Linked DNA regions of Homo sapiens: region 1 is linked to region 2. The links are chromatin loops, found by intact Hi-C in ENCODE. Cell type or tissue: chondrocyte. All regions are shown on one strand. Links, peaks and the distances in the headings refer to the core of each region. The heading gives the core; the rest is flanking DNA.

Region 1 (8,342 bases), core at 294-8,293, 130 kb after region 2:
TGCAGCACTTTGGGAGGCAGAGACAGGCAGATCTCTTGAGCCCAGGAGTTCAAGACCAGCCTGGGCAACAGAATGAAACCTCATCTTTACAAAAAGCAAAGAAAAAAGAAAAGAAAAGAAAAATTAGCCAAGCGTGGTGGCATGCGCCTGTAGTCCCAGCTACTTGGGAGGGTGAGGTGGGGGGATCACTTGAGCCCAGGAGGTCAAGCCTGCAGTGAACCATGATTGCACCCCTCCACTCCAGCCTGGGTAACAGAGCAAGACTCTGTCAAAAAAAAAACCTCAAAATTGAAGGTAAAATAAACACATTTTCAGATAAACAAATGCTGAAAAAATTCATCACCAAGAGACTTACAAGAAATGCTAAAGAATGTTCTTGAGACTGAAAAGAAATGATAGAAGATTAAAAAGTTAAATCTACAGGAAATAAAGGAAAGTGCCAGTCATAGTCAATAGATTGATTAATATCACAAAAAGCTGTTTCCTTATTCTCTTAAAAGACAATTTCTTAAAAGGCAATTCACTGTTTATATCCAGGTGAGATTTATAATATATGTAGAAGGAAAATTTAAGACACAGCATGAAGCATAGGGAAATTACATTGAGTTACACTCTTCTAAGGTTGCTTTATTTGGGAAGTGAAAAATGGGAAGTGCATAGTGATAGAAGTGAGGTTAGAAATGAGCAATATGAAGTAGGAAGTGTCAGGTGTGAAGTGTGAAGTGTTAGATATTGATTCTAAAGAGACTTTGATAGATTAAAGATGCATATTATTAGCCCCAGAGCAGCCATTACAAACACAGGAAGAGACATAGGTAACAAGTCAGCAGAAGAAATACCATGAGATGCTAAAATATCCAAACAATCCAAAAGCACACGAGAAATGAAAAACAGAGGAACAAGAAACAGAAAAGAGAAATTTAAAAAACAGTGAGATGGAAGAATTAAACCATGCCATATCAAAAGTTACAATGCGTATAAGTGAACTAAAACACTAATGTAAAGGCAGAGAGCATCTAATTCAAAAAAGGATGATGCATCTATATGTTGCCTACAAGAGATGCTCTTTGAATCAAATAATACAAATAAGTTAGAAGGTATAAGAATGGAAAAAAATATACCATGCAGAAAATAAGAAAGCTGGAATAGACTTCAAGACAAAGAATATTACAGGAGATAAATGGGATGTTTGATAATAAGCAAAGGAGAAATTCATCAAGCAGACATACAACTCTAATGCACATAATAATATAGTTTAAACACTTATGAGGAAAAAAATTGAGAAAACTAAAGGAAGAAATAAATTCATAATCAAAGTTGGAAACTAAAATCTTGAACAAATAAAGTAGACAAGAATAGATGAAAGTATTTGTAAGGCTATAAAAGGTCCGAATACTGTTATTAACCAACTTGACCTGACTAACATTTCCAGAACACTACATCCGATTACAGTAGAATACACTTTTTAAAGTTTTTTTTTCTTTTAACTTTTACTTAAGGTTCAGGGGTACATGTGCCTTAGGTATGGTATATAGGTAAACTTGCATTATGGGGGTTTGATATATAGATTATTTCCTCATCCACGTACTAAGCATAGTACCTGATAGGCATTTCATCTGATCCTGTTTCTCCTCACACCCTCCACCCTCAAATAGACCCTAGCATCTGTTGTTCCCCTCTGTGTCTATGTGTTCTTGTCGTTTAGCTCCCATTTATAAGTCAGAACGTGCAATATTTTGTTTTCTGTTCCTGCATTAGTTTACTTAGGATAATGGCCTCCAGCTCCATTTGTTGCAAAGGATAGAGATGGATGATCTCATTCTTTTTTATGGCCGCATAATATTCCATGGTGTTTATGTACCACATTTTCTTTATCCAGTGTATCATTGATAGGAATTTAGGTTGATTCTAGGTCTTTGCTATTATGAATAGTGCTACCATGAACATACTCATGCAAGTGGCTTTCTGGTAGAATGATTTGTATTTTAGGGGATATGTATCCAATAATGGGATTGCTGGGTCAAATGGTAATTCTGTTTTTCATTCTTTGAGGAATCACCACACTGCTTTTTTTTTTCAAGTGCACGTGGACGTTCACCAAATTGCACATAGATAAGGCAATAAATTTCGAACAATTGAGGGGAAAATAAACTTGTCTTGTCTTCTATGCATATCTAAAAAGTTCTACAAATGGATAGCGAGATATGGACAGGTGATACTTTGTCCCACTCATTTTCTGCCCACCTTTTCAAACTCCAATAAGCCCAAGAGTCACTACTCCCATGAAGCCCTGATAAACACCACCCAAAATTGGCCCCTCGATGTGTGCCTACCTTCAACCTTCCATATTCTTTATGACACTCAACAATGCCTTATCACACTTCTTTTGCACGTTTTTCTGATTATTGGTCACCTTTTCTAGACCACTAGACCCAAGAACAGGGATCATATATAATTTGTGTGTGCAGACCCAGTCCCTAGCACAGTGCCTGCCACAGAACAGGCATTTAATAGTTGTTGTTCATCAATGAATGCTATTCTTAGTAATGGTTGGGTCAATTTTAAAGCAAGTATGACTGGCTTCTGTGCCTACCACCTGCCCCGCTCAAATAAAGGAAAATTTCCAGGGAAAGACAGCATGATGAAAAATAGGCCTGAAGTAAAAGATTAAAGGAAGCACATTTTGACTGATAAGAAGAAAGAGAAGTTTCCTTAAGAATGATTTTCTGTGCCAGCAGAAGATATTGCCTAGTGACAAAGTCAGAGTAAATGACCTTAGATCACCAAAACAATTCAGAGAGAAATAAGAAAATAATCCCTGTACAAAAAAGATGGAAGCAACAGGCTCTGCTGAAAAGTTGTGGAATTTTGATACTTGATAGTTTAATAAAGCCAACAAAGATTAGTTATTTTGAACAGTTAAATGTGGGTCCAGCAGAAGGATGATCTATTTGAGGATTTTTCCAAACAACAATTTTACCTATGAGTAAATAGAGATGCTGCAGGGAACTGTGAAAATGACTATTAGTGTATTCTTTGCCAAGAATATTTTCCCATCACTGTTTTTGTGTCCCATAATTCCCTGATCAATCATTTAGACTTTACATCGAGGCTGTCTCTTTTATCTTTTGAACCTTAGGCCTAATGGAAAGCCAAAGACAAAGTAAAGACTAAATACTAATTGTTGAAAGAATGTTTGTTAAATAGCATAGATATTATTCACCAGTTTCTCTGAGTTTGAATTTGTTTATTAGTAAAGGAGACAAGTTTACAGCATTGACCATTCAGGTCATCTTTCTTACCCATTATCAAATCCTCGGCCATCCCAGTTCTGTGAAATAGTGAAAAAAACAGTCAGTTCTATGTGTTGTTCCACCTGTAATTCGTTGTCACACTGAAAAGTGAAAGTCACAGTATTGTATTATAGTTTGATGTGTTGTAATATCACTAGGAAAGCTACCTGCTTTAATTCTTACACAAGAACTTTTGATTATTTATCGTATTTCTTACATATATCATTTCTTACCTATCCTATCTTCTTACACATGAACTATTTTATTTATTTATATTTGAAAACAGATCTTTTATTTAGACTTTTCAACAGTATGCAACGCTTTACCAATGCAAATGCCTTACTAATCAACAAATATTCAGTGTCTGTCTCCTCCATATGAAAGTTTATAAGAGCATTATTATTATGAGTTTTATACTTCAGCTAGGGATTTAACCACATAGACTGCAGAGGTGCTCTATCTTTATGTTTCTATGGTACAACAGAGCACATCTGGGTTTACATCAATGGCTGCACTCAGTTCCTGCAGAATAATACTCCTAATCCTCATTCTCCATGCTTATAAAAAGAAAATTCAATTATGAAACCACAGCATCTAAACTACTTATCCCTGCAGCCCCAAGACTTCATTCATCTGGAGACAGGCTAATGACAGGGCAATTTAGTATTGGGAAATTTGAAAATTTACTTCAAGATAAGTTTGCTTTAAAAATGTGGGTAATAATTGCAACTGTAAGATTAAGCCAGGTTTGTCTCATTGTGTAGATTTCTTCCCATATCCTGCCCCCCCACTTTATGACAGTAATGATTTTGTGACTAAGACTGGTGTCACTATAATGTTCTTGGGACAGAATGATAGTCCAATGACTCATCAGACAGTAGAAAGGGAAAATATTCAAGAAATTTAACATCATTGGTATTTGAAATATTTCAATACTGTGAATCTATTCCTAAAAATAAGGACAACTAAATAACTTTATTCACTAATAAAAAGCCACAATCAAAACAACTGTGACAGAGTGTGGAACAAATTATAATTACTTAAAGAATCATTGTGATTACTCATAAAAACCTTAACGTTTGCCAACCAATTTTTCTTGTCAAAATACATTGTTTCTTCTGGCGTTCATACCCTCAATTTGCCCAATTACTCTCCATAATTTTTTTTTTTTTTTTTTTTGGTGGCTGAGACACAAAATAGTATGCAGGTTCTGAAGACTTCTATCTGTAAGTACAATATTTGAGAAGTAGATGAGTACCTTTCAAAGACAAATGTTGAGATTTGTGAGTAGGAAAGATAGGGGAAAAAAAAGTGTCATGAGGATTTTGGCCTATACCGAGAAGTTTTTGAGTCGATTAGGAGCTCTGGAAACAAATGACATCAACTCTCAGCATTGCGGATGTCTCATTTTCCTCTTTATCTCTCTTTTCACTGCTTCTCTTCTTCTTCCCTGGATCCATGTGTCTGTCACTTACCATCCTCTACTCCCTCTCCTCTGTCTTCCTTTTCCTGTGCTGCTGTCTGCACACAGCAGCTGTCCACAGACTGTCCAGCCTTCAGAGATAACTGGCTTGTGGAGTCTGCAAAAATGGGTGTCTATCCCTTTCTCATTTTTTTTTTTTCCTTTGAGACGGAGTCTGGCTCTGTCGCCCAGACTGGAGTGCAGTGGCACGATCTCGGCTCACTGCAAGCTCCGCCTCCCGGGTTCACGCCATTCTCCTGCCTCAGCCTCCCATGTAGCTGGGATTACAGGCGCCTGCCACCACGCCCAGCTAATTTTTTGTATTTTTTTAGTAGAGACGGGCTTTCACCATGTTAGCCAGGATGGTCTCGATCTCCTGACCTCGTGATCCGCCCCCCTCGGCCTCCCAAAGTGCTGGGATTACAGCCGTGAGCCACTGCGCCTGGACGTGTCTATCCTTTTCTATAGCACCTCTAGGAAACACGAACCATGTCCAAGATACAATTAATTCCATCATATATTATCCCCAGCAAGATAGAGCTTCATTTACATGAAAAGTTGTATAGGCACAGAACTCATCCTTAGGAAGTTGTCCGTGTTTGTTTTAAGTGACCATATTCATAAGCCCTCTCTTAGGTTTGAGTGTTTCCCTCCCAGTGCATTTAACCTCTTCTGACTCCCTACTGGCTGTTTGGCGACCACCTGCCCCAGCACTTTAGCCATGCTCTCCTTACTCAACAATATCCCATGCTCTAAACCTCCTTTCATCAAAATTATGCCCCATTCCCTTAGGATACTGCTAAGTGAAGTTAATTTGATTGATTATTATGAACCAAGACATTAATTATTTAATAGATATTTGCATTTATCAGGGATTGTTTCATGAGAACACTTAACATGAGATCTATCCTCTTAACAAATTTTCAAGTGCACAGCATAGCATTGCTGACTCTAGGCACAATGTTGTACATAGATATCTAGAACTTATTTTCCATAAATGCATTCAATTGAGGTTTTCTCAAAGAAGTTGTTCAAATAATGTCTTTATATAGTACTTACTGTATGTCAGGTACCCGGTAAAATCTTGGATATTCAGAAGTAGACAAAATACATGTGTTCCTTATCTTCTTGGAGCATTATAATGTAGTGGATCTTTGAGTCAACATTGCAGAGTGGCTGTCTCCATACCATTCCAGTCACATCAGGTAGGGAGATCATCTATTATGTCATCACATGGACTATAAACAGTCTATAAAAGTTCATTCGGGGTAGCATTTATGTTCTGGGACTCAGGATGTAATGTTGTTGGTGTTGTTCTAGCACCAACAATAACCATGTGAGTTAGACAGTTCTATTCCCATTTTGCAGAGAAGACTGCTTTTACAGAATTAAATCCTCTACCTATGGGTCATGGGACAAGCAAACAACAGTATCAGGATCTGGAGATGACTTTGAACTCCAAGTCCAACATTGTCCACTCCACCACAGGTGCCACCTCAGATTCTCCCCAAGTCCCCTTGGATATGGAGTGAGTAGATTATCAGGATTTGCATGCCATCTTCAGCTTCTCACTGGATGCCCAAATGGTGGGAGGAATAGAATTGTAACGCAGGTTTTAAGTTCTTACTTCTATAATAGTCCTATGCTAATAATGTATCATTCTTACTGTGTAAATCAAGATTGACAAGCTGCTCAGCCATGCAGCTCACCTTTAATAATCATTCATTACATTCCTGAAACTGAGAGTTGATGTAGCATGAAAAATCATAGTGCTACTTTATGAATGTTATATAAATGAGTCAACAATGGCATCTGTGTATGGGGCCCTAGATTGTTTATTTCTTCACTGCAGGCAGAGACCCGCTAACTCAAAAATCTGACAGCTCCAAACTCAAATTTTTACACATCCAATTGTTAGATCGGTCCAAACAAGCAGATAGTCTAAATAAGCATATTTGTAGCCACTTAGAGCCTGTCTGTATTGTGTACTCAGTAAAACTGCACCAAACATCTGCTAGCAATAGATAAGTTCTGGGCCCTAAAGACCCCAAGCTGCTGCTGCCCTTTGGAGCTGTCTGAGTCACTCTTGCCATGCTGCTAATGATGTTACCTAGACACATAGCCCTCTATCAAATTTCCCTCTTCCCTGGAAGTCCCCTTGCCCTCCACTCTTTCTGAGTGGTGGCTTCCCGTACTTTAAACTCCGGAAGACCTCATGCTCTGAGGGACTTCTCCTGCTCTGAGGGACTTCTCCTGCATGCAAACCTGTCAAAGGCAAATAAAGCTCATCTGTGCTATTGCCACCTTGTGGTCATGTATTGCTTTTTAAAAAATCAGCCCCCATATCCCTCGAAGCATCTACAACAATCTAAAATTTCCTTGATTCGTTTGAAGACACACACAACATACATACAATTCCCCAAGCAAAAGCATGAAGTCAGCTTATTGTTTTTCATTTGTGCGTGGTATTTGGCAAATATTCAGCCACGACTAGTATGTAACAGTAATAGGCACAGGTGATTCTTATTTGACAATTGTGTAGCTTGCTACACAGAAGAGAACTAATTCACAGAGTAGATACTACCAGTCACATGAACTCATTAGCTTACCACTTCAAAGTTAATAGAGTGCCTCATGGGATCAGTCCTATTTTGGAAATGTTTGGAGGTCATAGGAGTAGAAAGTAAAGAACATCTTGTGGTCCCAGAAAATAAAGGAAACACTAAAAAATAAATCAATAAAAACAAAAAATAATTAAGGCTTGTTTAAGCACAAGGACCCACTTGACTGGCTAATGTTAGAGCAAATTGAGTCACAAAGTAAATAATGGTAGTACTGAACACATAGAATAAAATAAATATCTATGGTTCCAAATTGTTATAAATAATAAAATAAGTGAACAAACAGGGAAAGAAATGGCTCTTCCTCATAGTAGAATTTAAATAAATGTATTAGATAAAAAACCATAATCGCCATTAGGCAACCACCACAATAGTAACTGTCACAGACAGATAAGGTACTCTCATGGATGCAAAAATTTGTGGCTGAAAGTTTGAGAATAGATTTTGCATAGTTTCAACATATTTCCCTAAGATACATACTAACTACAAAGGGAAAAATGGTAACTTTATAGTAAAAAACATGGCAGACACCCACTTAACCAAAGCAATCAAAGTAAATATCAATAATAAGACACAGAGATTATCAACCCCTTAGTATGATGCCCTGAGGACACCACAACATCATTTCTGTGGTATTCTTGCCAAAAATCCATAACTTCATTCCAATTATGAGAAAGTATCAGAATAATTCAAATTGGCAGACATTCTATAGAACAAATGATCCAGCCAGGCATGTTGCACTCTGTGGTCCCAGCCACTTGGGAGGCTGAGGCAGGAAGATGTCTTGAGGCCAGGAGTTTGAGGCTGCAGTGAGCTATGATCACACCTGTGACTGGTCACTGAACTCCAGCCTGGGCACCACAGCAAGACCTCATCTCTAAAACAAAACAACAGATCAATACTCTTCATAAGTGTCAAGTGATAAAAGATAACCAAGGGCTGAAAAACTGTTACAGACAGGAAGAG
Region 2 (8,342 bases), core at 323-8,322:
AACACCACAGCCATTGTAATTTAATCATCTGCTTATGAAAAAGACAGCACTCTAAACAGAAGAACTGATAAGGCAAATAATTTGCCTATAAGGATTTTTAAAATGTGTCTCTGACATCAAATGAACTCTACTGAGATTCCCTGTATTATGCCAAAAACCTACTGGCCAACATCCAAGACTGACTTGCAAGTACCAACCCTAATCCGGATCATGAAGCAACATTACCATCACCTGTACCCTTCAATAGGGTGATATCCACTCTACCTTAACAATCAGAGTTTTATCCGCTGTACATTTTTTCCATAAGATTCCTATGGACTTCTCCATGGAAAACAGATCCCTGGAATCTTTCTGTGATTTGGAGGAACTCCTGTAATTTGTATGAGGATAGTGATAACGAGAGAAACATCAAACACACACAAGAAATTTACACATCCCAGCTTTTCTGTGTATTCCACTTTGGAAACCAATAGCCTATGAAGATAAAATGGAAACAGCACATACATATCTTGAGTGTGTGTAAATCATCAGAGTCATATGCAATAAGTAAACAGGAGGTGTCATGAGGAGGGAAAACACCACGAATATTCCCAGTTCAGAACACACTTTCAAGAACGATGCTTCAATAGTGAAGTAGAAGGGGAAATGGGCATGAGTCAATAGAACAGCAATTTCTCTATCCTTTCTCTCCACTGTTACTAAGCAATGTCCTATTGGAACTGAACTTTTTTTCTAAGTCTTCGATTGACTTCCTAATTAATAAGCATTGTAATCTAGTGTTTATTCCTTTATGAAGGCAGAGCAGTTGAAATATCCTAACACACATATTCAACCAACACCCCTCTCCAATTATTGTGTTGTTCTTCACATTGAAATTTGGCCTCTACTGAGAAGATATTGAATGGAAAGCCCATATAAGATAGAAAAAATAGAAGCATAATGGACACACGAAATATGTGATGTCACGATCTATGTCTACACACAGATAAAGACCATTTGACCTGATAACTAGCAAATGATAAGCAAGGACGCTGTGTCTCTTTATACATTATCTGATATTATTTATATATTGTTATTTCTATCACAAAGAAAAACAAAAAACATATGCTCAGAGAATACAAGAATAGACAGACAATCCATAGGTAAGCATTAAGAGTAAAATGTACTGAAAGGAGTTACTTTTTCCAATAATGCCTTATCAAGAAAATCTTTCTTTGACAAGTAAGTTATATGTGGTCACTAATAATAAGCAAAAAGCTAATAAAAGAAGGGAAAAATGAGTAGCACAAGCAGTTCCCAGCTTAATCAACAAAATAATCATGCTTTAAAAAATGAGGTAGTACATTCTCTTCCTGAAATCATTACAGTCTGTTAACTTAAAAGTAAAATTAATGGCGATTCGATGCTATACAACACTGTGTAGAGTAAACCCAAAATTACCAATATGAGGCTCAGGTACACTAAACAGTCAAATAACTATTTCTGAAAGCCCTGTCTTCTTATTTTTTCTTTTTTTGTTCTCATAATAACTGACTGAATGACACACACTAGTTGCTGCATATTTAGTTTATTTCTAATGAAGATAACTATTAGGTGTCCAATCTACTCAGTCCTTAATCTTTTAAAGGGAAACAGAGAGGGAATACAATTGTTTAGCCTAACGGAAATAGCTTACTACTATAATTTTCCAACCAAAAGTCTAACTCTTCACATTGTATACACCCATAAGATAGAATTCAAAATTCTCACAGCTTGCATATTACAATACTCAGAGTCTTACCAAACACAAAATATTATGACTTATTTGAAACCACCGAACTCCCCCCAAAATATTTCTTCTCAAAACCAACTCTAAATAGAATAGACAGGTATCCAGTTATTTCAATTAACTTAAAAATACAATACTAATAATTTAAACTCAAGTAGATTATTTTCCTGATTTATGCAGTTGGAATGCTTTAAGACTAACATAGAAAGCTAAGTTCTGATTTATCTTTCCCATCATACTGTTTTATCTCAGACACATATAAATGCATTCATAGGTACACAGTATAGTACTGTTCGCCCAGGCTAGAGAATAAAACAGCTAGCATTGTACCAGGACGCCTGTGCATCTTTCCATTAAAGCCATAGCAATATTCCCTCAAACACATATTCATCACTACCTTTTAATGATTCTGGGCTACACGGATGAAAAGTTTTGATTTAGTGCAGGTTAAAGTAGCACATAGTCTTTCATCTTTATTCATAATCAGCTCTGATCCCCTTGCTGAAAAAGAAAGAAATGCAAACATCTTGAACTCTTCAATGGGCTTTTCTCTAATTAAAGCCTTTAACAATTTTGGGGTGTTTCAAAGCATGACTTCCTTTTTACCATTGTTAGTGTTAACTAAAGAAATATTGCCCAATAAGCACTCCAGATAATATACTCAAAAAATCATCTATAAAATGCAATAAAAATGATTGGGGCAGAAGAACACTGCATCCTTAATTTTAGTAAGATTGTTGATGATAACCAGAGTGAAGCTGCCTAAGCAATCACTCAAAAGCACATGTAATAGTTAAACGCATCTTTATTATGGTTGCTCAGTGTCTAAAAGTTTGTTGCCAGTAGCATTGCTATTAAATGTATAAGGCTGTCAAATCTATTTGTGGCCAAAAAAAAGCAACTCTGCAAGATAAATATTATTTAATGATTTAATAGGCATACGGCACTAGAATATAAATACCCATAAATACCCCAAGTCATAAAAGTAACAGAAAGTAAAAAATAATTTAGGCTAAGACAAAAAAAGACTAGAATTGTTTAGTCAAGAACGAAATTAGTAAACCACATACATTTACACAGACACAGTCTCTCTTGCCACAAAATTGCAAAGTGGTCTACTTTTATTTCTAAAATGTGATATGCTTATATCATTATTATAACCTAAATGTTTAAAGGGGGTATAAGAAAAAGCTTCTAAAATTATTACGGATGCTACTAAATCATGTGTATAACAACCAAAATATCTGGAATGCCCAAACGTGCTGTCATTGCTCAGGACAGAATAATCTATTCAAAACCAGCAGGGAACACGTGAGGAGGCCTCATTTACTTCAGTGTGTTTCCCCACATATGCATCATTTGAGAATGTCAGATCACTTTCACGTATATAGTACATAATCACTGATGATCTGGGAAATCCACAAGGCCACAAAGTTGATACATACTCTGATCTAGAGGGGGAAAAAAATCGAGAAAGCCGGAAGTTTCCCGTTTTCCAAGAAACTGAAGACATTCTTACCTTTCTGTACACCAGCATGTTGGGTGATTCATCGGCCACCCCGTTGCTGGTCTGCCCATAATTATTCCCCTGGGCCATGTCACCCAAAACTTGGTCCACTCTCAAGATACAAGAATTATCAGTGTGCCCTGCAAAGGGTCAGAGAGACTTCAGTGAGATCCCAGTGGGACTCCCCTGATTCATCATCATCATTCACAGCACCCACCCCACATGGCGCGTTCTTACAAACTGGGGCTGGCTGGAGAAAGTGACACAGGACATGGATTTTTTAAAAAGTGAGTTGACACCTACAATAACCTCAAGGAATTGTAAGAAATTACAATCTTCCAGGTAGAAATAGCCATTTGGTTATTGTTTTAGCTGACTTCATTTTCTGGATACTCATTTTGAGAAGTGTTTGATGCTCACCCTAAAAACTCGTGGGTAGCATTTTCCTAGTACAGAGTTCTCTTCTCTCCCAATACTTGCATCTGAACTTGGTGATGTTTTCCCCAAAGGGTGGAAAGGCAACACCTGGGGGATGCGGTGGGGGAGTGGGGGGCGGGTTAGCACACTTTCTCCTAGGTATCTGTCTAGTGTCCCCACCTGCAGCCCATCAGAGAGGCCCATTCCCGGTGTCATTCTCCAGCGCACGGGCTTCCTCTCTATTCCCCCGGGTCTCCCACACAGAGCCGGAGTATATGCTTCGCCTACTTTCACCTGCCTGCGCTGCCAGCCACCGGCTGCTCTCCTTTCTCCCCACTTCGCTTCGGAAGTCCGGAGGTAATCCTGCCTAATTTTTGCAAGAAGACACCAGAATATGTCCCGGCAACAAGAACTAGTGGGAGGTCAAGCCTTCAGGCCATTTTACCCGGGTCACCGTGGGTAAAAGCCTAACTGCAGAAGCCTCCAGAGCAACCAGCCAAAGAGGAGAAAACAGGCAAGCCCCTGCTCCCCTTGCTCGCTCTCACGGCAGCAGCAAATGGCAGGCGAGCCTGTGCCCCGCGCCGCGGCGGCCGCCGGAGCCGGGCAGCAGTTTCAGCACCGTGGACCGCGGGGTGCGCGCGGCGCCCGTAGCCCAGCCCCGGCGCGGGGCTCCCGGGGGCGGCCGCCCTGCGCCCGCGGACGCTCCCGCTGCGCAGAGCGAGGGCTGGGTGCGGGCCGGGGGCCGGGAGGGCTCTGGGTGGCGCTGCCTCCTCCCCGCCCGCCTTCCCTATTTACCTCCTCCGCCAAGGTCACGGCCCCGCGGCGTCTCCCCTCCCGGGCGGGCTGGGTGCAGGCGGTGTCAGCTGGCGGCAAGCGGAGCAGCGAGGCAGGGTAGCTTCATCACACTCGCGGCGGATGCGGATTCCGCGCCGCCCCGGCTCTAGCTGCTCAGGCGACCGCCACCCTCGCCTCGCCGCCGCCCGTGCACAGGCGGCTCCGGCAGCCGCCACTCGCGCCCGCTCCCCTGGGCCGCCTCGCTGGCTCTCTCCCTCCTCCGCTTCTTCTCCCGGGGACTGGGACCAGCCGAGCGCGCGCGGGAGTCGAGACGCCCGGCCCGTGCGCGCGACTGGGAGGAGGGAGGAGGGGACAGTCACGTGGGACAGGGGCGTCCGAAGGTGCCGGCTCGGATGGGCTCGGCTCGGCCGCCGCCACACCGCCCGGGCCTCCCGGGCCTCCCCGGCCTCCCGCCCTCGCGCCCCTCGGGAGGCTGTAGTCCTGCCCCCGGCGCGGCCAGCCCGCGCTCCCGCACACCCCGCCCGCTCGCCCGCGCGTGTGTACGTGCGCCGGAGGCCTGGAGAGACCGGAGTTTAACGCCCAGTGTAAGCCGGAAAGGGAGGAAGGCTGTGCGATGGGTGGGTGGGTGGTAGGTGGGTGGGTGGTCTAGTGAATGGATGGACAGATGGACGGACGGATGCACGGATGAATGGATGGATGGAGCCCCGTGCAAACCAAGGTTTCATCACGTGCCTAACGACTCCGCTGAAAGTCCCAGGGAAGCAGATGATTTATTATTATTATTATTATTATTATTATTATTATTATTATTATTATTATTATGCTTAAATAACAGAGTAGAGAGATATTGAGACACCCTAGGAATGAAGGAAATGGCCAGGACCAAATGAATCATTCATCCCCGTTTGCCTGCGGTTTTCACAGCTTCTTCCTAAGTTGGAGAAATGGGAAACGATTTGAAAGCTGCCAACCGGAGGTGAAAATCTTGCCACTTGTGAAACTGAAGGAACATCCCCAAGGCCTGGCTTCTCCTTTTAACAGAAGGTGCTCAGAGGAACTTTCCTCTTGCCCACTGCCCTCATCCTCTAGCAATTTTCAAAGAGCTTCTGAGGTGCTGATCCTCCTAGCTATAGTCTTCGTACTGCTGCCACAAATTCTTCTGTAAGGATTAGAATGACATAAAGGAGACAGATCACTTTTGTCTCGGTGGTAGTAAAGCAACCTGTGCCTCTGGCTTTCAGGGGGAAGGGCTGGGCCGCTGTAAATCTAGTTTTCCTTCCTCTCCTGGGCCAGCTGTGGAGGAGAGGGAGGGAGAGAAGGAGAAGATAATCAAGATCAGCTGTAAATCTAGTTTTCCTTCCTCTACTGGGCCAGGTGTGGAGGAGAGGGAGGGACAGAAGGAGAAGATAATCAAGGTCAGCCTTTCCTGACCCCTTGGTCTAAGCAGACTAGACCTTATTGGAGATAACACTTCTACTCAAACAGGGGTCCATGTGGACCAATGTATTACCCCAGCCCCATGCAGGTCTTGTCAGGTTTCTCTCAAGGAACAAATATTTATCTAACCTAGCCCCTGTTCCAAGTACTACAGGAGAAATATCATTGTCCCAAACTACACACACTCTAGTCTGACCTGTCTCCCACTCCAACTCCCCACATCTTTCCACTGTAGCCTCTGGAACTTAGAATCTTCTTCAGCAAAATTCTCTTCGTTTTCGACTTCTCGAAATATTTCTTTAACGTTTTTGCTCTCGCTGAAATCTACTTATCCCTCCTTTAACCCCTCTCTCTTCCCTCTTGTTCAGTCTGCTCCTGAGAAGTTGATGTGACTTGCATGACTTGGATTAATAAATTTGCAAATACAACTGGGTATGCTCACTCAGTTTGACCATTTTCCTCTTAAGAGAGAACCGCCTGAAGGAAGCAGTCTTCCTCCTCCTTTGCATCTCTGGGTAAAGTTTCCATCCTCATAGGAAGCTGTACCCAAGCTCTATATATAGAGAGCCTATATATATATATAGCTCTATTTATCATATATATAATTGGCTCTATTTAATTTATATATATAAATTATACACACACATAAACATACATATATATAATATCTCTTGACACCCTTTCCACTTATTGCCACCCTATTTTCCTTCTTCCCTTTATGCCAAAATCTTTCCATTCCATGTTGAACCTGTTCCACTTTGGCAAATGACCTCCATGGTGCTAAGCTGATGGTCAATTCTCAATTGTCATATGAATTGACTTTTCAGCATAAATTAACCCGGACACCACTCTCTATTATTTCTCTTTCTGCATTACTGGCTGCTTTTTCTCACTCTCATTGCTTGTTCCTCTTTGTCTTTTTGACCCCCAAATTCTGAAGCATCTTGGATCTTAGTCATTAAGCCTCTTCTCCTCTCAATTTACATGCACTGTACCTAAAGTGACCCAATTCAGGCTCATACATTTTAGTATTTCATTATTAAACACTAATAACTTCCAAGTGTATATTTTTAACCAGGATCTATCCCCTGAAATCCAGTCTGTCAAATGCTCACTTTACATCTCCACTTGAATATCTAATTATGCCTGATTCAGCTTGAAGATAGCAAGGATATTGTCACTGCCTCAGATCCTAGGCATAGTATAGTTGCTGGTGCATAGTAGATGCACAATAAACATACATTAATGAAATGAATGGATGTATCTAGTAACAGTAATCTGATAGGTTCTTTTGTATTTTGCAATTGTATTTTTTTTTGAGATGAAGTCTTGCTCTGTCACCCAGGCTGGAGGGCAGTGGTGCAGTCTCTGCTCACTGCAACCTCTGCCTCCCAGGTTCAAGTGATTCTCCTGCCTCAGCCTCCTGAATAGCTGGGATTACAGGCACGTGCCACCATGCCTGGCCAATTTTTGTATTTTTAGTAGAGATGTTGGCCAGGCTGGTCTCGAACTCGTGATCCCAGGTCATTCGCCCACCTTGGCCTCCCAAAATGCTGGGATTACAGGCATGAGCCACTGCATCCAGCTATGTATTTTGTAATGGATTTTTTTGCATTATCTTATTTAATTCTTACTAATGACCCTATAGTTATAATAGTTATCTCATTTACATCAATACAACAATGAGGAAGGAGAGGATCAGAAAGGTTGGGTCAACTTCCCAATACAACCAACATAGCCAAGAAGTGGCAGTGGTGGTTTGTACTCTATCGACTGCATTAGCTGGAACAATGTTTCTCAGGATCCTCTTGCCCGTATGCATGTAAGTGTATGCATGTAAGTACGGTTGGCCCAAAGACGAATTCTTGCAAGATTTGGGAAACAGAGTGAAACAGTATCTATTCCTCTCTCAAGGTCTTTGTAGTTTGCTGTGACAACACATGCAGACACCTGGAGGGTTCTAGCATGTCCTGGCCCTCCCCCACTTCACACCCAGATCTTCCAAATTTCCAGCACAGCTGATCAACAGTAGCCACACACCCATCACAAGGGCCTTAACATGGATCCAAAGAGGCAGTAGCCAGGCAAAGACAAAAGCTTTTCACCGAGTATTCTTCCAGCTTTCTTTCAGGGTCCCCCTCCTGGATGTGGCAGGCCTCCCAGATTCCCCTGGAAGTTCTGACTTGCCCATACACACAAGGACCTCAGGAAACCCAATAGTGACTTTCCTCAGATCTGTGAATTCCTTCTTCTGGAAAATAACCTTCTCAACAATTGTGTAAGTTCTCATAATACATCCCTGATTCCATTATATTCATAATGGTTCCACTTTCATGAAAGAGTGGCTGGCAGAGCTCAAATCCAAGACTTCTGGGTTCTTTTCACTATTCTACAAGAAATCCAACTTAGGTAGATAAG

What was found. Hi-C counts contacts between places; a loop is a spot of excess contacts. Peaks named below come from ENCODE experiments on the same cell type or tissue, not always from the same donor. Only the 100,000 strongest peaks of a DNase experiment are listed, where the experiment ranks them.
Region 1: a loop joins it to region 2, with 4 times the contacts of the local background. A loop is called at or near these places in 3 of 110 quality-filtered maps.

Annotation. Positions count from the first base shown.
Region 1 is chr1:241,478,843-241,487,184 of GRCh38, forward strand. No RefSeq gene overlaps it. Among named protein-coding and RNA genes, the nearest start is that of FH, 37 kb to the right of the region's middle. In chondrocyte, for the core only: CTCF peaks have their summits at 7,078 (motif pointing left) and 7,280; no DNase peak of the experiment used is centred there.
Region 2 is chr1:241,352,412-241,360,753 of GRCh38, forward strand. RGS7 (regulator of G protein signaling 7) reads right to left here and starts at 4,794. Exons shown (of 19, transcript NM_001364886.1): 1 at 4,488-4,794; 2 at 3,288-3,415. The coding sequence starts at 3,365. LOC124904601 (a long non-coding RNA gene) reads left to right here and starts at 4,841. Exons shown (of 2, transcript XR_007067052.1): 1 at 4,841-5,071; 2 at 5,412-8,342. RefSeq lists a silencer at 4,646-4,695. In chondrocyte, for the core only: no CTCF peak of the experiment used is centred there; DNase peaks (open chromatin) are centred at 4,610 and 4,770.